Linked DNA regions of Homo sapiens: regions 1, 2 and 4 are each linked to region 3. Evidence: chromatin contacts called from ENCODE Hi-C or POLR2A ChIA-PET data. All regions are on one chromosome and are shown on one strand. The core of a region is the stretch at or near the end of the contact, and the rest is flanking DNA. Distances in the headings are between cores, read along the strand shown.

Region 1 (5,204 bases), core at 1,907-4,406, 690 kb after region 3:
CCCAGGCTGGAGTGAAGTGGCATGCTCTCGGCTCACTGCAACCTCGCCTCTTGAGTTCAAGTGATTCTTGTGCCTCAGCCTCCCTAGTAGCTGGGATTACAGGTGCGCGCCACACACCTGGCTAATTTTTATATTTTTAGTAGAGACGGGGTTTCACCATGTTGGCCAGGCTGGTCTCAAACTCCCGACCTGAGGTGATCCGCCCACCTCAGCCTCCCAAAGTGCTAGGATTATAGGCGTGAGCCACCACGCCCCGCCTTGGGAGGATCTCTTGAGCTCAGGAGATTGAGGCTGCAGTGAGCCAAGATTTTGCTACTGCACTCCAGCCTGGGCAACAGTAAAACCCTGTCTAAAAAAAAAAAAAAGAAGAAGAAGAAGAAAAAGAATTGAAAGCAGGGTCTTGAAGAGATATTTGTACACCCGTGCTCATAGCGTTATTTTTATTTGAGGCAGGGTCTTGTTCTATTGCCCAGGCTGGAGTGCAGTAGCGCAATCTTGGCTCACTGCTACCTTGACCTTCTGGGCTTAAGGAATCCTTTCACCTCAGCCTCCTGAGTAGCTGGGACCACAGCCACACACCACCACATCAGACTAATTTTTAAATTTTTTGTAGAGACAAAAAGTCTTACTATGTTGCCCAGGCTGGTCTCGAACTCCTGGGTTCAAGTGATCCTCCCACCTAGAGCTCCCAAAGTGTTGGGATTACTGGTACGAGCCACTGTGCCTGGCCCTCCCTCACTTTTTTACAAGACAGTGTCTCATTCTGTCTCAAAGTGAGACTGAGGGAATAGAGGTGAGAAATGGAAGCTCCCCCCATTTGATTCCCCTCACTCTTCTCCCCAGTTAGGACCTCTTTTCCTGTATTTTCTGCACCTGACGTGTCCTTTCTCTTTCATCTTGTCCCTGTGACTGGAATAAATGGAGGGATGAGTCAGGGCCTGGCATTGATCAAGGAGCTAGGCATTGATCAAGGAGCTAGAAGAGAGAGCTGGGCCTCTGTCTCTAGTACTTCCTGTTACTGGCAGAAGGGCGGGAGACAAGTCATAGAAAACAACTTTCCCAAAATAAAGTGTTGACGAGAATATGGAGAAATTGGAACTCTGGTGCACTGTTGGTGGGATTGTAAAATGGTGCAACCAGGCTGGCGCAGTGGGTCATGCCTGTAATCCCAGTACTTTGGGAGGCTGAGGTGGGTGGATCATTTGAGGTTAGGAGCTTGAGACCAGCCTGATCAATATGGTGAAACCCCATCTCTGCTAAAAATACATAAAACTAGCCAGGCATGGTGGTGGGTGCCTGTAAGCCCAACTACTCGGGAGGCTGAGGCAGGAGAATCACTTGAACCTGGGAGGCAGAGGTTGCAGTGAGCGAAGATTGTGCTACTGCACTCCAGCTTGGGCGACAGAGCCAGACTCTATCTCTAAAAAAATAAAATAAAATGTGCAACCAATAGGAAATAGTTTGGAGTTTCCTCAAAAAATTAAAAATAGAACTACCATATAACTCAGCCATTTTACTTCTGAGTATATATAAAAAAGAATTGAAAGCAGGGCCTTGAAGTGATATTTGCACACCCACATTCAGAGCAGCATTATTTTTTTCTCAAGCTGGAGTGCAATGGTGTGATCATAGCTCACTGCAGCCTCAAACTCTCAGGCTCAAGTGATCTTCTTGCCTTGGCCTCCCAAGGTGTGGGGATTACAGGTGTGAGCCACTGTACCCAGCCTGAGCTCTTTTAAAAATATTCTACATATAAGTGAAGTCATGAAATATTTTTCTGCCTGTGTCTTAAGCAAAGCTATCCTTCAAAAATGAAGGAGAAATTAAAGTTTTTCCCTGACAAGAAAAAGCTGACGGAATTTATCACCACTAGACCAGTCTTAAATGTGGATTTCTAAACCTTGCTAGTCAGTTTGCCAATATTTTAACTTATACCTGTAGCATTTTAATGTCTATTTTATTCCATAAAGATGTATTGGGTACCAGATGTGTGCTTGACACATGGTTACCTGTGGGTCTTTTTATTTCAATTTCATCTTTTACACCAAAAGCTTCTAGGCCTGCCTCCACTATCCAGGTGCCCTGCACTCTCCATTAGGGTGCTGGGGCTAGGGCTCAGATGCCTAGATTCTCCTGAGAACCATCAGCCAGGGAAGAGGAGTTGGGAATGGAAAGCTGCCTTGTTTGTCCGGTACATATGCATATGTAGTTACTGGGGAATTGTAGTTACTGGGAAATTAAATCAGGGCCAACATGTGCATGTTTCTAACGTGGGGATAGATTTCTTCAATTCATTAGATCAATTGAGAGATTCTTAACTGTTTTGAACAGACAAATGTTGACAGGAGTTTATTTCCAGAGGCATATGGACTAAGAGTTTAGGTCTGTGGTGTATATCAGGGTGGGGATTGTTAAGGAAAAGGGATATCTGGGTATTAGGGGAAGGGGTGCACAGATATGTAGGACCGACCCACAGGCCTGGGTGACATCTGGACATCGCCTTACCAAGGAGCCCCGGTGCCCTCCTCAAGCCCTGCCCAGCTCCTTTTCCTGCCTGGCCACAGCCTGGGATGTACCTGGCTTCCCTTTATCTATAAAAAGGAAAGGCTTCCATTTATTTTAATATGAATTTATGCACATTCTACAAAGGCATTACCACACCTGCAGAAAACCATTGTTCGTACTTGGAGGGAGTTTTGATGATCATTCCTGTTCTGTGTATAGTTCACATTTTTACATGGAGATTTCTGTGTGTGTATCCTGCCTTTTTTGCTTTAATAGTACATGAAAATAATTTCCCATGATGTTACATAGTATTGATAAACAATTTTTCAAATGGTTCCATAATATTTTTAAAGAGACTGTCTACCTGAGTTTCTTTAATTTCATATTCCCTGTGGCTTCAGATGTTTCCTTTTTTAAGGATAATGCTTTGATAAGTATCTTTACACGCGTACGCGCACACACACATCCATCTCTGATCCATCAATCTATCAAAAGAAGAGGAGGATGGAGAAGATGGAGGAGGTGAGGGAAGAGGAAAGGAGGAGGGCTGCTCCTTCACGTCGTGAGCTCTGCGGGTGGTTGCGGAGCCTGGGTGAACACGACCGTGACCGTGGCTGCGAAGGCGGGCCCCGCCCTCTGACTGCGGACTACGCGGCGGCGCCTGTGCCGCAGTAGCGCTGGACCTTGGCCTCTGGCGGTCTCTGGCGCCCCCTCCCGTTCGCATCGTGAAGCTGGGCCGAGCCCGCTGCCCGCCGTTCCTCGCTCCTGTCTGCACCTCCTCCTCCGTTTTGCTTCCCTGCAGCTTTTGCCCCGCCCCCCTTCCCCTGCCTCCCCCTGGCCCTCCGCGTGTTAATTTAGGGGCCCCAACCCGGGGAACCCCTCGCAGAGCCAGCTGCTGTCGTTAGGCCCGGGTGAGTGAGCAGGACGAGAGGGCACGGCTGGCGACGGAGCCCCTCCCAGCGCTGCGGCGGGAGAGGGGGCTCAGCTCGAGTCGCCACCCGGACTCGCCGGACCCAGAGCTCCTCTTTGGGGTTCCCGCTCTCCCGCTCCCCGTGCTCCTGGGAAGAGGTTCTGGAAACGACCGAATCTGGGTGCAATCGGGGTGGCGCACAATCGCGCCCCTCCAGTCCCCTCTGCGGGCAGAGGAAGTGGGACTCGAGGACCAGAGCTCTCGGGCCTCCTGATCCAGGGACCTGCCATTTCCTGGCCCAGGACCCCGGGAATGCCCGAGCATGGCACCTCGACGTGGCAGGAAAACTGTTCAGGAGGCGGCAGAGGAGCCTGTGGGGGACGGGAGGCAGCCACCTCCCCGCGTCCTTCGAACCCTTTGCTTGGGCTGCCGGGCATCAATACCCCAACTCACCCAGCACCCCCTCTTCAGAATAACCTCAAAACCCAACCGGGCTCCTGGCCACAGGGCCTTCTCTTAGTCCAACCACCAGGCTGAGTGAATCCTCGTGGAGCCAGGAGGGTCCTCAGTGACCCTGCACAAACCCGTTATCAAGTCACCCCAAGTGGGATCCAATTAGCATCCTGTCTCACCCAGAATCGCCACTTACCACACCTCTACCTGCCTCTGTGTGCTTGGTCCCCACCATTTCTCCTGCAGTCCCAGACTAAGGAAGGACTGGACGGCCCGACCCAAGCCTCCCGCAAATGATTTTAAGGAAGGAGATGCCCCTCGGCAGCCAGACATGAGGATTGATTCCAGGACTCACCCAGCTGCTGCCCCAGGGACCCCACAGACTTCCCAAGCAGAGCCAGTTCCCTGGGAGGGCTGCATGGAGGAGGAGACCTGCCAACACTGGAGCCGAGGGGTTTCTACTGATTCATTCACAAAGCTTAGATCTCAGATCTTGGACACATGACTGAACTTCACAAAGTCTCAGGATCCACACACATTTTCCATTTATTCTTCTTATTTTATTTTATTTTTTAGACGGAGTCTTGCTCTGTCACCCAGGCTGGAGTGCAGTGGTGCGATCTCGGCTCACTGCAACCTCCACCTCCCGGGTTCCAGCAATTCTCCTGCCTCAGCCTCCTGAGTAGCTGGGATTACAGGCGCCTGCCGCCACACCTGGCTAATTTTTTGTATTTTAGTAGAGACGGAGTTTCACCGTGTTGCCCAGGCTGGTCTCAAACTCCTGAGCTCAGGCAATCCACCCGCCTCGGCCTCCCAAAGTGCTAGGATTACAGACGTGAGCCACCAGCCCAGCCTCCATTTATTCTTCTATCCACACATTCGCCAAGTACAGTCATCCCTCAGTATCCAGGAGAAATTGGTTCCAGGACCCCCACGGATACCAAAACCCACGGATACTCACACCCCAGATATTAAATGGTGTAGTGGTTGCATGTAATGCACACATATCCTCTTGTACACTTTAAACCATCTCTAGATAACTTATAATACTTCATACTATGTAAATAGTTGCTATACTGTATTATTTGTATTATTTTTATTTTATTTTTTTTCTGAATATTTTCTATCTTTGGTTGGTTGAATCTGAGGATGCAAAACCAGGCATAGGGTGGACTGGATGTTGGTCCTGGTATTTGGGATGAAAGGAGAGTGAGAGGGCGTTCAGGGCAGGAAAGAAAGAAGCTGGCATTACAGCCGAGTGCAGTCAGGGACCTTGGGAGGCCTGCCAACAGCACATGCAGAAAAGCTGGGAGCACTGGGGCGAGTTGCTCAACTC
Region 2 (5,100 bases), core at 2,435-4,934, 990 kb before region 3:
TCAGGAGGCTGGGGCAGGGGAATCGCTTGAACCCGAGGTGAAGGTTGCAGTGAGTCGAGATCATGCCACTACACTACAGCCTGGGCGACAGAGACTCCTTCTCAAAAAACAACAACAACAACAACAACAACAACAAAAAAACATACCAATAGCTATGGCCTACCATTCCCAGGAAAGAAAGTAAAAGCCCACAAAGGTAAATATTTTCTTCCCTTTGGCGTCTTCTGCCCTTCATTATAAAGAGTTGCTCAGTTGTTGAAAAAGGATCTTAATATGCAAAACTTTACATTTTAGTGAGAATCAAAGGCAAATTCTTTTGAACTGTGTCACAACGAATAACATTACAAACATGTCTCTCATCAGCACATAACTCGTCCTTATTTTAGTCAAGCAGGCAAATTAGTGGGCCTGTAAAAACAGCAAGGTAGTAGGAGAAAAATCATCAGAAGGTTAATAGCAGAAGGGCTTGGTTTAAAAGAAGCCTCCTAATGCATCTGTATTCTGATCGGTGTTACGTCAATTCAACAGTGAGATGCAGTTTTATTAAAAGCTGATACTTGGCTGGGTGCAGTGGCTCATGCCTGTAGTCCTAACACTGTGGGAGGCCAGGGCAGGCAGATCGCTTGAGCCCAGGAGTTAAAGACCAGCCTGGACAATATGGCAAAACCCTGTCTCTACAAAAAATACAAAAACAACCCCGGCGTGTTGTGGGAGGTTGTAGTGAGATGGAGATGTAGGAGATGTAGGATGTAGGAGATGGAGGTTGTAGTGAGCTGAGATCCTGCCACTGCCCTCCACCTGGGTAACAAAGCCAAACCCTGTCACCAAAAAAAAAAAAAAAAAAAAAAAAAAATTTTTTTTTTTTTTTGAGACGAAGTCTCACTCTGTTACCCAGGCTGGAGTGCAGTGGCGCGATCTTGGCTCACTCCAAGCTCCACCTCCCGGGTTCACGCCATTCTCCTGCCTCAGCCTCCCGAGTAGCTGGGACTACAGGCGCCCGCCACCACGCCCGGCTAATTTTTTGTATTTTTAGTAGAGACGGGGTTTCACCGTGTTAGCCAGGATGGTCTCGATCTCCTGACCTCGTGATCCGCCCGCCTCGGCCTCCCAAAGTGCTGGGATTACAGGCGTGAGCCACCACACCCAGCCAAAAAATAAAAAAAATTTTTAAGCTGATATTGTTATTGGTTCATGCAGGTGACTCTGTTAACATTATCTCAAATGAAATTATTCAGAACAATTGGCAGTTTTATGTAGTTTCAGGAAAAGTGTTTTGAAAAGCAGATATCAAACAACTGGTTAAATGCAAAGCCACATGGTCACAATGGAAAAACAACTCTTTTAGAACAGTAAAAAGTCATGTAATATAATGACATGCAGAATTTTTATTTAAATACATTGTCAGAAATAGATTAGACCCTGCTTCTCCTCGGAGGTTACCTCAAAATACATTTCACTTCATAGAAATTTATATAAGTGTCAAAATATTGAACATAAGAGCAAATGGGTTAGTACTACTGGAATGCAATAATTATAAAGCTAGATAGGTGGATTAATTGTCCTACATACCTGTGGTTTTTCAGATTCCTGTGCTTGCTTACTCATGTACATTTGACTCTTTCAGAAACCACTTCTGGAAGCTCCCGGTCTGGCTTCTACACTGCCACCTGTAGACATAAAAGAGAAATAAATCATGTATTATTCGTCAACAATGCATCTTTTCTAGGCATCTAACGGGGACATCTGGGGAAAAAGTGGCAAAACATTTGCTCCAAAAGACAAAAATGTTCTTTCTCCTCTGTGTTGAAAATTCCTAAGGCGTCCTTCTCCCCAATGGTATGATAAATTATTTGATTAGAAATTGAAACATATGTAAGTCTCAGATCATCAACTATACACCACTCTGAGCCGATCATTAAAGAGATGGAGTCGCAGAACTCAACTTACAGCCATTTCAAGACCTGTCGTTTAAAATTAAAAGAAAACTTCACCGCTTTGTTCATCTGTAATTCAGAATTCTGTAAATTGACACAAAGAAAGATCAGGGGCGATTCAGGCTAAGGTTACTTTACCACAAGGTTGTAAGATGTCTATTTAAAATAACAGTAATTCTAACCTGAACTACAGTTTTGTCCAATCCAAACAGCAGTTTGGTGGGGTATTTTCATCAAAATGCCCTATCCTTGATTTGAATATGAATGACTGCGGAAGGGTCTTTCTGAAACCCCACGGATTTTAATACAGGTAGGTCCTTTTTCCAAAAAAAAAAAAAAAAAAAAGTCAGGAAATGAACAAACAGGAATAAAAATTCATGAACAACTATCGGCAAATCCAAGCAGCCATGAGACGTGCGAGTGTGTGTGTGTGTGTGTGTGTGTGTGTGTGTGTGTGTGAGAGAGAGAGAGAGAGAGAGACAGAGACAGAGAGAGAGAGAGAGAGAAAGAGACAGAGAGAGACCGACCGACAGACACACACTGAGATTTCTGGAGTTAATTGCGAATAACCGCGCCGCGAAGCTTTTTTACCTCCTCCAAGTCCCACAGTCTACCTAGGACAAGTAAGCCCGGCTCCAGCACCTTAAGCCAAAGACACAAGCACCACCACCTCCACCCCCACTACCTAGGCGAGACAGCGCCAAAAGCCACCGAGCGTGCACGCCAGCCAGGCCCGCTACCCCGCAAACCCGGGAGCTTCTTTATCCCCAGCAGAGATCCGCCCCACTTACCAGTAATTTACTTTAACGCCTCGAAAGCATGATTTGGTTTACGGAATTGCAGCAAATAAAAGAAAATCAAGTCTCCTTGAGACACTGTCCTCCTCCTCCCTAGGACGCACATTCACACGGAACACTCTCCTTTCGCTCTCAACCCCGAACACGCTCTGGACTATCCCAAGAGGGTCTTTGGGGACCCGCCAGAGATCGATACTGCTCCCACGTGCCTCCATTAAACCCTTGTCCAAACATGCACAAGGCGCCAAGGGCATGTGCAGAATCAGCCCTCAGAGTAAGTTCAGCAAACCCATTCCCTACCCCCGAAAGCGCGAGGGAGCACCCTGACGCAAGCGCCGGCCCCGGCAGACAATACTCAAGCAACTCCAGCCTTCCGCGCACACGCCCCGACCGGTCCAGCCACCACTCTCTCCTCCCATGGTCCCTACAGTCTTCGGGCCGGGAGCAGGGGGCGTCCTGATGGTTGCTGGGTGTGGACTGTGAAGAGAAGGGCAACCTGCACACGCCACCGATACTGCGGGGCGGGTAGGAGATCGCAGTTTTCCAAAGCCCCACCGGTGTGCCCAGCTCCTCAGAAGGGGTGGGGTGGGGACAGTGGAACCGAGGGAGTGAACCCTAAGGGAGGCAGCTTTTCTGCACCTCTTTCCCACCTACCACAGCGCGCGCGCAGAAGCGCGCCCACCACGGGGCCGTGCACCTTCCTTCTGCCCCTGGACCTACCCAGCCCTCGCCCCCAAGCGCAGTGGCCTGGAAGAGCGGGCGTCCGGCCCGCGGTGGCCGGGGGAGCGGGCAGAGCGCCGCGCTCGGGGGTGCCCACCTGCGCGCAGGGTCGTCGCTGCTGCCGGTGCACCCGCCGCTGTTGCAGTCTCCAGCTGCAGGAGGAAGAGGCGCGGCGGCTGAGCCCCCGGACTCCACGCGCCTACTCGCGCCCCGGAGCGGTGGTCCTCATTTCCCTTCGTCCCGGCTGGCGAGCCACCCACCTCGCCCGCAGGTTCTGCCAGTCCCGCGGCCCGCCAGAGCCCAAGCTATCCTCTCCGCCCCTTTCCCGCCGCCCCGCGCTGCGCTGCGCTCCGCCCCCTGCCCGCCCATCCCCGCCGGGGCCCAGCCGGGGGCTGCGGGCGCCGCGCCTCGTGCCGCAGATTTCGGGTTCTTGGGTCTGTGGCGGTAGAAAGGGGATGGGGGGGACCAGGGGTGCGGCCCTGGGGTCCGCCCCCAACCCCGCTCTCCCAACCGGTTCCCCACTCCTGGGGCCCGCGGCGGCCGCCCGCGGCTAAGGGTGTGGGAACCGTGCACTCTGCCCCCGCTCTTCCGGCGTCTCCCCGCATGGCACCTTCCGTGGCCCAGAGGGTGCCTCGTGTCTTAGGGGGAGGGGGGTTGGTGAAGCAAGGTGGAGTGAGCCTGAGAGTGGAAGCGAAGAAATTACCATGTGAATTGCCAGGGGATGCAAGTTGCTGCCTGTGCCCTGTTTCTTCTACATTAACTACCTGGATGTGCTGCTTCCCTTGCTACAACCGCAGTAATATTCAGAAGCTTGAATATAAGATTTCCAAGTTAATTGGCTGTAGGGTGGTTGGGTTTTTTTTTTTTTAATGTAATGATGGCAGAAGACAACAGATTCACTCTTTTTAAAAAGTTACTTTACATATATGTACAATATATAAAGCCATATTTCTAATTTAAAAAATAGCAAAATGTAAATAACAGAACAGCTGTGTTTTACAGAAACAAATCCAGTGTGTATGTGTTATTTAAACCCACGGTAATTATATTAATTGGTTCGTTTTAAAGTGTATTTTAGGTATTTCTTAAAACGGACTCAGAATTTAGGGATTAGGAACCCCTGAGTTTTAATTTGGCTTTTTGTCATAGTTCTAAAATGTCAATTTCATGGAAATTACTAAATGAGGTTGTTTAGAAAAATGGGTTCTTTTTCTTCCAGGTTGGCAGCATTTTCAGATCTGGCAAAGGACAGAATTTTTTTTAAAGCCAAGAGATAATAAAATTCTCATTCATTTTCTGATGAGGGAATATCTGGTCTGGTAGCTTTTTCTTTGTTTCTCTCTTTGAGGCAAACTTCTTTTCTGTTTCTTCTTACACGTTTTTCTTCCAAAATTTCTCCTAAGTATAGGCAAAGTTATGGAAGCCGTGATTTTTGAGCCTTTGTTTTCTTAAAAGAGATGGAAAATTAATTATAATTCATTATCAATATCTATCCCAGGCTCATGATACTACATTTCACATTGATTAACCCTGTTTTTCAACTCTGCTTTTAGTAATTTCACCTAACACTTGAGAACCAAGAGTTTTTTAAGTTTCATCCTTATAAGAATGAAAGGCACACTTTAATTAACATTTTGAACCAAAATTAA
Region 3 (5,458 bases), core at 350-2,849:
GACGGGGTTTCACCAGACGGGGTTTCACTGTGTTGAGCAGGATGGTCTCGATCTCCTGACCTCATGATCCTACCGCCTCGGCCTCCCAAAGTGCTGGGATGACAGCCGTGAGCCACCGCGCCCGGCCCTGCATGCCCTTTATGACATACCTTTTAGGCCAGGCGCGGTGGCTCATGCCTGTCATCCCAGCACTTTGGGAGGCCGAGGCGGGCAGATCACCTGAGGTCAGGAGATCGAGACCAGCCTGCCCAACATGGTGAAACCCCGTCTCTACTAAAAATACAAAAATTAGCCGGGCGTAGTGGCAGGCGCCTGCAGTCCCAGCTACTCTGGAGGCTGAGGCAGGATAATCACTTGAACCCGGGAGGCGGAGGTTGCAGTGAGCCGAGATGGCACTGCTGCACTCCAGCCTGGGCGACAAGAGCAAAAACTCCATCAAAAAAAAAAAAAAAAAAAAAAGATATACCTTTTTGATCTCAAGAAAGTCACAGTTCAAATAGGGAAACAATACACAATTAACTATTTTACTAAGTACTTGTGCAATTTTAGAGCCATATGTGAAAGTCTTAAGAAAACACAGAAGCAGCCTGGGGTGCGGTGGGTCCTGCCTGTAATCCCAGCACCTTGAGAGGCTGAGGCAGGATGATCGCTTGGGCCCAGGAGTTCAAGACCAGCCTGGGCGACATAGCAAGACCCCATTTCTACAAAAGTAAAAAAAAAAAAAAATAGGTGGGCATGGTGGTGCTTGCTTGTAGTTCCAGCTACTCAGGAAGGAGGCTGAGGCAGGAGGATCGCTTGAGCCCAGGAAGTCAAGGTTGCAAAGTTGCAAGGTTGCAGTGAGTTATGATTGTGCCACTGCAGCCTGAGTGACATAGCGAGACCCTGTGAAAGAAAAAGAAAGAAAGAAAGAAAGAAAGAAAGAAAGAAAGAAAGAAAGAAAGAAAGAAAGAAAGAAAGAGCACAGAAGAGGATTGGGAGGTTATGGGGTACAATTCTTGAGGGGGTGACCCTGGCCAGGCGATGAGAGGGCGGTAGGAAGGGTGATGAGGGGAGAAGAGGATTTAGAAATACAAATTTCAGGGTCTTCTTGTGTCAGCGGGAATTTCTGTCCCTCACAACTTTCATCATAAGATAAATCTAATGTTCAACTAGAGATCTCTCCCGCGCCTTGAACTTGCAAATTTATGAATCAGGGGCAAAAAAAACCCGGATACCGAGCCTGGCCTCCCACCAGCTAGAGAACCCACCAAGTTCCAGGAGGGGCGGGGCCGAGGGCGGTCCGTGCCACAGCTGTGGGCGGGGTTGTCCGTGCTTGCGCCAGAGCCGGCCCGCCCCGCCGCCAGGGGCTGTCGCAGGAGCCAGGCGTGGATTGGTATGTGGGTATGTCGGCCTCTCTTCATAGGCCGCGCAGGATTGCTCGAGAGGCTTTGATTGGCTCAACAGGCGCTGAGCGTTCATTGGCTGCGCTGGGTCGTCAGGGCGACGAAAAAGGGGAAGGGGTGCTGGGCCTGGCGGGCAAACTAAGGCTGCGGACCGTTGGGCGGTTCCGCGGGGCGTTGTCCGGAGAGCTGCGAGGCCGGGGTTCCCAGGGTTCACGCCACACTCTAGGAAGTGCCTGAGCTAGTGAGCTGGCCAACGAGCTCCGCGGGCTGGGACCATGGGCTGCTTCTTCTCCAAGAGACGGAAGGCTGACAAGGAGTCGCGGCCCGAGAACGAGGAGGAGCGGCCAAAGCAGTACAGCTGGGATCAGCGCGAGAAGGTAATGAAAGTCGTGTAGCCGCCGTCTCAGCCTCCCTGAGCCGCTCCGCCAGGTCCCTTACGGCCCGGGACCGCTGAGGGGGCCGACCCAACTGCTGCCGCACTCTCTTGAACGCGGATAGCTGAAGTCGGGGTGCACGACTTTTTTGGGGAGCGGGGACGTGAAGTACAGCGCTAGAGAGGCCGCCCAGAGGGCTGTGGAGCTCCGGAAGGAGCCTTAGGAGTTTGTTGTCGTGGTAGACAGACTCCCCCGGGAGCTTTCTCTGACTCCGAACCCTGCCTTGCTCTGACTTCCTGTTGGAGATGATCGATTCGAGAGAGGGAAAGAGCCGAGAACGCCCTGAATCTCAAATCACCTCGTTTCACCCACCGGCAGCGTCAAGCGGGGTTTTGTCCAGTCGTCGAGTTACGTATATGGGACCGATTCTCATCTCTTCCGGGGCTTAATGTTCTGTGGCTGTTTTCTCTTTTGTCTGCCCTCCCCGGCAAATCTCTTTGGTGCCTCATGATATATTTCACTGCTGAATTTTCTCAATTACCAAGTGGACTGTTTAATGTACAGCTTTACTCCCCCTCCTCTTCCAGTTATCCGAAAGAAATAATGAATATCGCATCAGTCTTGGAATGTGTATTAAGACTGTAAGGTGAAAATAAGCGGCATAAACCAGGCAGTATTTTACTGCTGGTTTAAATGAATGAAAACGCCCTTATTTTTATTTTTGTATATAGCCAGAAACGAAAAACCTTTGAAAACCTCCATTAGTCTTACACAAAACACACTCGGTCATACATTTCATAATAGTTCCTCTTTCTACATAGTTCTCCATTTGTGCTTACTAAACTACTTTGATGGACTTATCAATTATTTCTCCCAAACAAAATGAGAGATTTTTCAAATGGGTATTATGAACAGTTAACTCTTTGCTTAAGGCAACATATCTTTACCCAAGATTACTTTATAATAAATGTATTAACGTTTTGGAATCACAGACCTTTCTGCATGATTTCCAATCCCCAGCAGAATGTATTCAGGTAAGCTCTGGTCTCTAAGAGTCAGAGTTAGGAAATTGAAAGCTTTTTGCAGCTTTTCTCAGCCCCGTCTTTCTGCCCCTACTTCTCATACACACCCTTCTTGGGTCACATGGTACCTTTATTCTCTGTTAGTCATACTCGATAGTAGCATTTTATAATGTAGGGGAAGAAAGTACTATGCTTTCTATTTCACAAGAAGATTGCACCTGCCATTTAAAGTTATCTGATGGGCGGTTTTTAAAAGATATTGTTTTCCTCAGCCTTTGGCTTTCTAACAATGTTCTTTTAGCTTGAATTGTCTGCCTTAGAGAAAGTTGCATATTTCATTTTTATTTTAGTTTTTTCTTTTGAACTCAGGCTAAATCTAAACTAAATAAAATGCCTTTTTTATTTATAGTAGTCTTGGCTGCCTATGACTCATCGTTTCACAATAAATTGTTTTACAGTTAATGTTTATTAACATAATATTCAGGTTAGTTAGGACTTCTCATGTTAATCCTTCTTTTAGATAAGTGTGTGTGTCCTGTGATTTTTTTTCTTCTTTTGCCCATTGGCTAAGTAAATGCATTGAGAAATATAACATTGGACACCAACATCTAAGCTTTTTCCCCACAAATGAGTGTGTAATAAACTTTCAATTGTAGAAACTGTTTTGAGCTTACAGAGAACCTTTTTTTTTGAGAACACTACTAAGTTCTGTAGTTGTAGAGTTGTAAGAGATGTTATTGGATATATAAAATAAGCTCATGCTTCTGAGTGTGTGTATAATAAAAGTTAAAATCTTGATCAACTCAGCCAATCAAAATGAGAATTTCTAACCAAATGAGCATTCTGAAAAAAACCCCAGTTTTAAAATATTTTGGACTGTTGAAGAGAATTACCAGCTTACATTTTGAGACAATGCAGATACCACATTTCCCAACATAGCTTTTTCTTTTTAGTTTTTTTTTCTTTTGGAATTACTAGGAATTCTTTCTAAGTTGCCTCATTTTGATAGCTTGTTAAATTTTATACAATTTAAAATATTTTTTTCTAGGGCCAGGCATGGTGACTCATGCCTGTAATCCCAGGACTTTGGGAGGCCAAGGCTGGTGGCTCTCTTGAGCCCAGGAGTTCCAGACCAGCCTGGGCAATATGGCGAAACCTCATTCCTACTAAAAATACAAAAATTAGTGGGGCATGGTGGTGCACACCTGTAGTCCCAGCTACTCAGTAGGCTGAGGTGGGAGGATCACCTGAGCCTGGGACTTAGAGGCTGCAATGAGTCATGATCGGGCCACTGCCCTCCAGCTTGGGCAACAGAGTGAGACCCTGTTTCCAAAAAAAAAAAATAAATAAATAAAATATTTTTTCCTAGTTCCTTGCCTCCCGTGAGGTTAATTTGGGCTAGTGTGCAAATGTTCTGTATTAGTCCAATGATACGTTTACTGAGCATGGCCTTGCTTGCTCCTAGAAGATTTCAGTTGTACCTTAAAAGGAACAGATTGCAAATACAGCCCAGAGAACATAAATGAGATATGATGCATGCATATTAATAGAAATGATTTATATTAAAAGTTTAGGCTTCTGGAATGTGGTTATGGATTATAGCATATACAGTTTTAAAGTTATATCAGACAATTACCATTCAACTTGTAAGACTTTTACATGTAAAAACAAAATGGGTTGCCTGAAAAATTTCCTTGCAGCTTAGAAAAGGGTGTTTACATTTTTCCTTAGGTTGTGTAATCAGAGTATCTTTTTTTGATGTTTTCTTTTTGAGATGGAGTCTGGCTCTGTCATCGCCCAGGCTGGAATGCAGTGGCGCGATCTCGGCTCACTGCAACCTCTGCCTCCTGGGTTCAAGCGATTCTCCAGCCTCAGCCTCCTGAGTAGCTGGAATTACAGGCGTGCACCACCACGCCTGGCTAATTTTTGTATATTTTTAGTAGAGACAGGGTTTCACCTTGTTGGCCAGGCTAGTCCTGAACTCCTGACCTCAGGTGATCCACCTGCCTCAGCCTCCCAAAGTGCTGGGATTACAGGCGTGAGCCACCGCTCCCAGCCCAGAGTATCTTTATTGAAGGGCACCCCTTGGGTTTTGGGGTTTGAGTTGTGTAATTGGGTCAGTCTTAGGGGACTGAAGCTGGGAGAAATTGTCTCATTTAGAAGGAATGTCTGGGGACTAAGCATTGTCATAGCAACTGACATACTGTAGTCAACAGTGTAAGAAGCTCATTTTCTATTGCTACTGACTTTGAAAAAGAAAAAAGATTACAATTCTTACACTGATGTGATGAGAAATATTTTTGGATTGTAAGACTTGTGTTTAAATTATTTCAAAAGAAATGTTTTTATCCTTATCTGTATGCTGCCACCCATAGGTAGGCAAATTATTCAGTATGTATGTACTCAAACACCAAGTAAGTCTCAAAATTATAAGACTTATCCCTGCCCTAAAAGAGTTTACTGGCTTTCTGGAGTTAAAACAGGAAACATTTAAGTACATATGAGGTGAGGAAGAGTGATACGGAAAAGTAGTTTTCATCTTCCAGTATTCATGCCCATACTTTTCCTCCTAGATAATAGAAATGAGGATTAACTCTAAACAATTATGGCTTAAGTGTGAAAATTGTGATTTGAGTAAGGACAACACATGTGTCTGTTATATTTGTCTCATATTCAATAG
Region 4 (5,009 bases), core at 2,504-5,003, 530 kb after region 3:
TGTGTCTTGATGTCCAGCCTTAATAGTGTGCGCTTTAGGTTTTTCCTTTATCAGTATTCCCAGAGGTTTGCTAATTTTATTAGCCTTTCCAAAAAAACAACTTTTGACCTTGTTGCTCCTCTGATCACAGATCTCTTCTGATGTACCTTCGTTTCCTATTTCTTTAATTTCTGCTCTTATCTGTACCGTTTTCTCTAACTTCTTAAATTGGATGTTAATTCATTAATGCTCAGCCTTTCTTTGTTAAAAAAATTTTTAAGAGCATGCGTTTTTCCTTAAGAATCTCTTTAGCTGCAATCAAGAATATTTTGTATACACCATCTTTTCTTTCTTTCTTTCTTTCTTTTTTGACGGAGTCTCGCTCTGTCGCCCAGACTGGAGGGCAGTGGCGCGATCTCCACTCACTACAACCTCCGCCTCCGTTTCCAGCGATTCTCGTGCCTCGGCCTCCCGAGTCGCTGGGATTACTGGCGCACGCTACCACGCCCAGCTAATTTTTATATTTTTAGTGGAGATGGTGGTCTTGCCATGTTGCCCAGGCTGGTCTCCAACTCCTGGATTCAAACGATCCACTCGCCTCAGCCTCCCAAAGTGCTGGGATTACAGGCGTGAACCACTGCCCCAGGCCGACTATTTTATATTAGTCAAAATTTTTTTCTTTTTGTAATCGTATAGGCCCACCTCCTTAAAATGTTTATTCTGGCTGGGCGCGGTGGCTTACTCCTGTAATCCCAGCACTTTGGAAGGCCGAGGATGGCGATCGGTTGAGTCCAGGAGTCGAGACCAGCCTGGGCAACGCAGGGAGAACCCCGTCTGTACAAAAAAAAAAAAAAAGAAAGAAAGAAAGAAAGTAAGAAAAATTAGCTGGGCGTGGTGGAGCGTTCCTGTAGTCCCAGCTACTCCAGAAGCTGATGTGGGAGGATTGCCTGATTCCGAAAGCCGTGATTGCACCACTGCACTCCAGCCTGGGTGACAGAGGGAGACCTTGTCTCAAAAAAAAAAAAAAGTTATACTTACACTTACGTATTTTATATAGTTTTTGCTATCATTATTTATGCAATTTTGTTTCCATTGCCTCATTGTTATTATAGAGAGAAACTATCTGCTTTTGGCCAGGTGCGGCGGCTCATGCCTGTAATCCCTGCGCTTTGGGAGGCCGAGGTCGGAGGATCACGGGGTCTGGAGTCTGAGATCAGCCTGACCAACATGGTGAAACCCCATCTCTACTAAAAATACAAATATTAGCTGGGTGTGGTGGTGCATACCTGTAATTCCAGCTACTCAGGAGGCTGAGGCAGCAGAATCGCAGAAGCGCTTGAGCCCAGGCAGAGGTTGCAGTGAGCCGAGATCGTGCCACTGCACTCCAGCCTGGGCGGCAGAGTGAGACTCCGTCTCAAAAAAAAAAAAAAAAAAAAAGAAAAGAAACTATCTGCTTTTGTAATTTTACCTTGTATCCAGCCCCTTACATTATATTATACCCTATTAATTTTAGTAGTCTTTTAGCAGTCTGGTAGGTTTTCCATGTATAAAATCATCTTATTGGATAGAAAGCTACATTTTCGTTTTCATTTCTTCCCAATGTTCATGTTCACCCTAATTATTATTTTCTTTTTTCTTTCTGCCTTTTTTTCTTTTTCTTTTTCTTTTTTTTTTTTTTTGTTTTGTTTTGTTTTGTTTTTGGGGTGGAGTCTTGCTCTGTCACCCAGGCTGAAGTGCAGTGGCGTGATCTCGGCTCACTGCAGTCTCTGCCTCCCGAGTTCAAGCAATTTTCCTGCCTCAGCCTCCTGAGTAGCTGGGATTACAGGTGTGTGCCACCATGTCCAGCTAATTTTTGTGTTTTTAGTAGACACGGGGTTTCACCATCGTCTTGAACTCCTGACCTGCTGACCTCAGGTGATCAGCCTGCCTTGGCCTACCAAAGTGCTGGGATTACAGGCGTGAGCCGCCTCCTCTGGCCTCTTTTTTTTTTCTTTAATAGAAACAAAGTGTCACTCTGTCATCCAGGCTGGAGTGTAGTGGAGTGATCTCAATGCACTGCAACTCTGTGTGTGTGTTTTTGTTTGTTTGTTTGTTTTTTAAGGATACTGGGTTTTGCCATGTTGTCCAGGTTAGTTTTGAACACCTGGGCTCAAGGGATCCTCTTGCTTTGGCCTCCCAAAGTGTTGGGATTAAAGCCGTGAGCCACTGCACCTGGCCTGATTATTTATTTCTTTTCTCTTCTTTTCTCCTTTCTTCCCTCCTTCCTTCCTTCCTTCCTTCCATCCTTCCTTCCTCTCTTTCTTTCTTTCTTTCTTTCTTTCTTTCTTTCTTTCTTTCTTTCTTTCTTTCTTTCTTTCTCTCTTTCTCTCTTTCTTTTTCTTTCTCTTTTAGAGACAAAGTCTTGCTCTGTCACCCAGGCTGGAGTGCAGTGGCGCCATCAGAGGTCACTGCAGCCTCAACCTCTCAGGCTTCTTAAGCTATCCTTCTGCTTCAGCTTCCTTAGTAGCTGGCACTACAGGTGTGGACCACCACACTCGGATTATTTTATTTCTTGTAAAGACAGCGTCTCACTTTGTTGCCAAGGCTGGTTTCGAACTCCTGGACTCAAGCAACCCTCCTGTCTTGGCCTCCCAAAGTTCTGAGATTACAGGCATGAGCCACTGTGCCCAGCCCACTCTATTTCATCTTCTCTTGTGTGAGCTAGAGCCCACAAAACAATTTTGGGTTATAGCAGACAGTACTAATTTTGTGGCAATAGCTTCATCATTTTACTTTTTAGCATGGTGTTTCAGAGTTATGTTTCATAATTGATTTTTGTGGCACTTAAGTTATTTACTTTTTCCATGATTTTAGTTTGAGCTTATATTAGTAATGGCTGCTGAATTGCGTTGGATGCTTTTTTGGTGTAAGTTAACAGCAGAGTGTTTCCCTCTGTAATTTGTTGATGTAATACATAACATTAGGCCTGGTGCAGTGGCTCACACCTGTAATCCCAGCACTTTGGGAGGCCAAGGCGGGAGGATCACTTGAGGTCAGGAGTTCGAGACCAGCCTGACCAACATAGTGAAAACCCGTCTCTACTAAAAATACAAACATTAGCTGGGCGTGGTGGCGGGCGCCTGTAATCCCAGCCACTAGGGAGGCTGAGGCAGGAGAATCCCTTGAACCTGGGAGGCGGAGGTTGCTGTGAGCTGAGATCGCACCATTCCACTGCAGCCTGGGTGACAAGAGTGAAACTCCATCTCAAAAAAAAAAAAAAAAAAAAGAAAAAATACATAACATTATTAAGATTGAACCATTTTTTTCTGGAAAGAAGAGGCTAAAAGCTTCCCAGTAAAAGAATTTAAGAGGGATATTTCATCTAAGAGTGGAAAAAAACAAAAGACGGCAGAAGAAAGGACCAGCCGATTTCCTTTCATTTAGATTATCAGCTTTCCAGGTTTCCTGCCCTCACAGTCACCCACCAGGTCCCCTTGAACCTGCCCACCCCATGGGCCTTAAGCACCCTTAAGCACTGCCCCAGTTCTACTTCTCCTAAACCCAGATCTGCCTTGAACTTGAACTGAGGTGTAGGCTGGCTGAGTAGCGAGTGAAGCACCTGGTAGAGCCACTCAAGAAGGGACCCCAAGCTCATTAATTTGGCCCCAAATTTGATCATTTTGTAATCCACCTTGACTCATGCTCTGGGGATGCTGAACATTGTGGCGTGAATGTGGGATGACACTGATGATATGGATACTGTCCTTTTAGGATTTCTTGGTGTCTCTGTGGAGCCATTGAGCCTTACCCCTTACTGGAGGCTGCAGGACCCTCTACACACAGACAGCTGTCCAGCACGGAAGGTGGGCTGAGGCCCAGGGTGAACATGCCAGCTAATGGGACATCACCCCAGAGATTCCCTGCCCTGATTCCAGGAGAACCTGGCAGATCTTTTGAGGTAAGGAGGAGGATCCTATTTTTTTCTATATGTTCTTTATTTTTTTATTTATTTTTAGTTAAATTTATATTTTGAGATAATTGTAGATTCAAATGCAATGTACCATTTACCTAGTTTTTGTCCCCAGTAGTAACATCTCGTAATACCCAGGATATTGACATGCAGAGCATTTCCATCCCCACAAGGATCCCCCATGTTGTCATTAAATAGACACAACCACTTCACTTCCTCCATCACTCCCCTCTTAACCCTGGGGCACCACCAATCTGTTCTCCAATACTATAATTTTTTCATTTCAAGAATGTTGTGGCTGGACGTGGTGGCTCACGCCTGTCACCTGTAATCCCAGCACTTTGGGAGGCCGAGGCGGGTGGATCACTTGCGGCCAGGAGTTTGAGACCAGCCTGGCCAACATAGTGAAACCCTGTTTGTACTAAAAATACAAAAATTAACCAGGTGTTGTGGCACGCACCTGTACTCCCAGCTACTCGGGAGGTTGAGACCGGAAAATCGCTTGAACCTGGAGGCGGAGGTTGCAGTAAGCCAAGATCGTGCCACTGCACTCTGCCTGGGTGACAGAGTGAGACCCTGTCTCAAAAAAAAAAAAAAGTTTTATTTGCCGGGCATGGCAGCTCATGCCTGTAATCCCAGCTCTTAGGGAGGCAGAAGCAGGAGGATAGTTTGAGCCTAGGAGTTTGAGACCTGCCTGGGCAATATAGTGAGACCCTGTTCTCCACAAAAAGGAAAAAAAGGACAAAAAAGAGAGACTGTTATATTAATCAGATTGTACAGTATGTACCTTTTGGGACTGGCTTTCGTCATTCAGCAAAATTCTGTGGAGATATCAATAGCTAACAGTATATCAATAGTTCATTCATTTTTTTTGAGACAGAGTCTTGCCCTGTCACCCAGGCTGGACTGCAATGGCGTGATCTTGGCTCACTGCAACCTCTGCTTCCCGGGTTCAAGCTATTCTCCTGCCTCAGCCTCCCGAGTAGCTGGTATTACAAGTGCGTGCCACCACACCTGGCTAATTTTTTGTATCTTTAGTAGAGACGGGGTTTCACCATGTTGGCCAGGCTGGTCTTGAACT

What was found. A loop is a pair of places that touch in the nucleus more often than their neighbours do. ChIA-PET counts read pairs that join two places held with the same protein, here RNA polymerase II (POLR2A). Pooled maps may share reads with other maps.
Region 1: a pooled map shows a loop between it and region 3 (6-fold over the local background). The contact joins the enhancer-like site here to the promoter of RP2 in region 3. A Hi-C loop is called at or near these places in 6 of 50 pooled maps.
Region 2: a map of naive thymus-derived CD4-positive, alpha-beta T cell shows a loop between it and region 3 (8-fold over the local background). The contact joins the promoter of LINC02595 here to the promoter of RP2 in region 3. A Hi-C loop is called at or near these places in 1 of 168 maps with a recorded cell type or tissue (naive thymus-derived CD4-positive, alpha-beta T cell) and 5 of 50 pooled maps. POLR2A ChIA-PET finds 5 or more read pairs at or near these places in 1 of 52 experiments (activated B cell).
Region 4: a map with no recorded cell type shows a loop between it and region 3 (4-fold over the local background). The contact joins the promoter of ZNF157 here to the promoter of RP2 in region 3. A Hi-C loop is called at or near these places in 2 of 37 single-sample maps with no recorded cell type and 12 of 50 pooled maps. POLR2A ChIA-PET finds 5 or more read pairs at or near these places in 2 of 52 experiments (activated B cell and activated CD8-positive, alpha-beta memory T cell).

What each region holds. Positions count from the first base shown.
Region 1 is chrX:47,520,360-47,525,563 of GRCh38, forward strand. No RefSeq gene overlaps it. Among named protein-coding and RNA genes, the nearest start is that of ARAF, 38 kb to the right of the region's middle. RefSeq lists silencers at 3,299-3,368, 3,429-3,478. Within about 2 kb of position 3,157, at least 4 of the 41 ENCODE cell types and tissues checked have a DNase peak (open chromatin) inside an H3K27ac peak, as active enhancers do.
Region 2 is chrX:45,847,806-45,852,905 of GRCh38, forward strand. It overlaps LINC02595 (long intergenic non-protein coding RNA 2595), which reads right to left and starts at 3,685. Exons shown (of 3, transcript NR_125365.1): 1 at 3,549-3,685; 2 at 1,570-1,667; 3 at 269-408.
Region 3 is chrX:46,835,444-46,840,901 of GRCh38, forward strand. RP2 (RP2 activator of ARL3 GTPase) reads left to right here and starts at 1,600. Exons shown (of 5, transcript NM_006915.3): 1 at 1,600-1,759. The coding sequence starts at 1,658. RefSeq lists a silencer at 1,202-1,281 and an enhancer at 1,592-1,731.
Region 4 is chrX:47,366,825-47,371,833 of GRCh38, forward strand. ZNF157 (zinc finger protein 157) reads left to right here and starts at 3,754. Exons shown (of 4, transcript NM_003446.4): 1 at 3,754-3,916. The coding sequence starts at 3,845.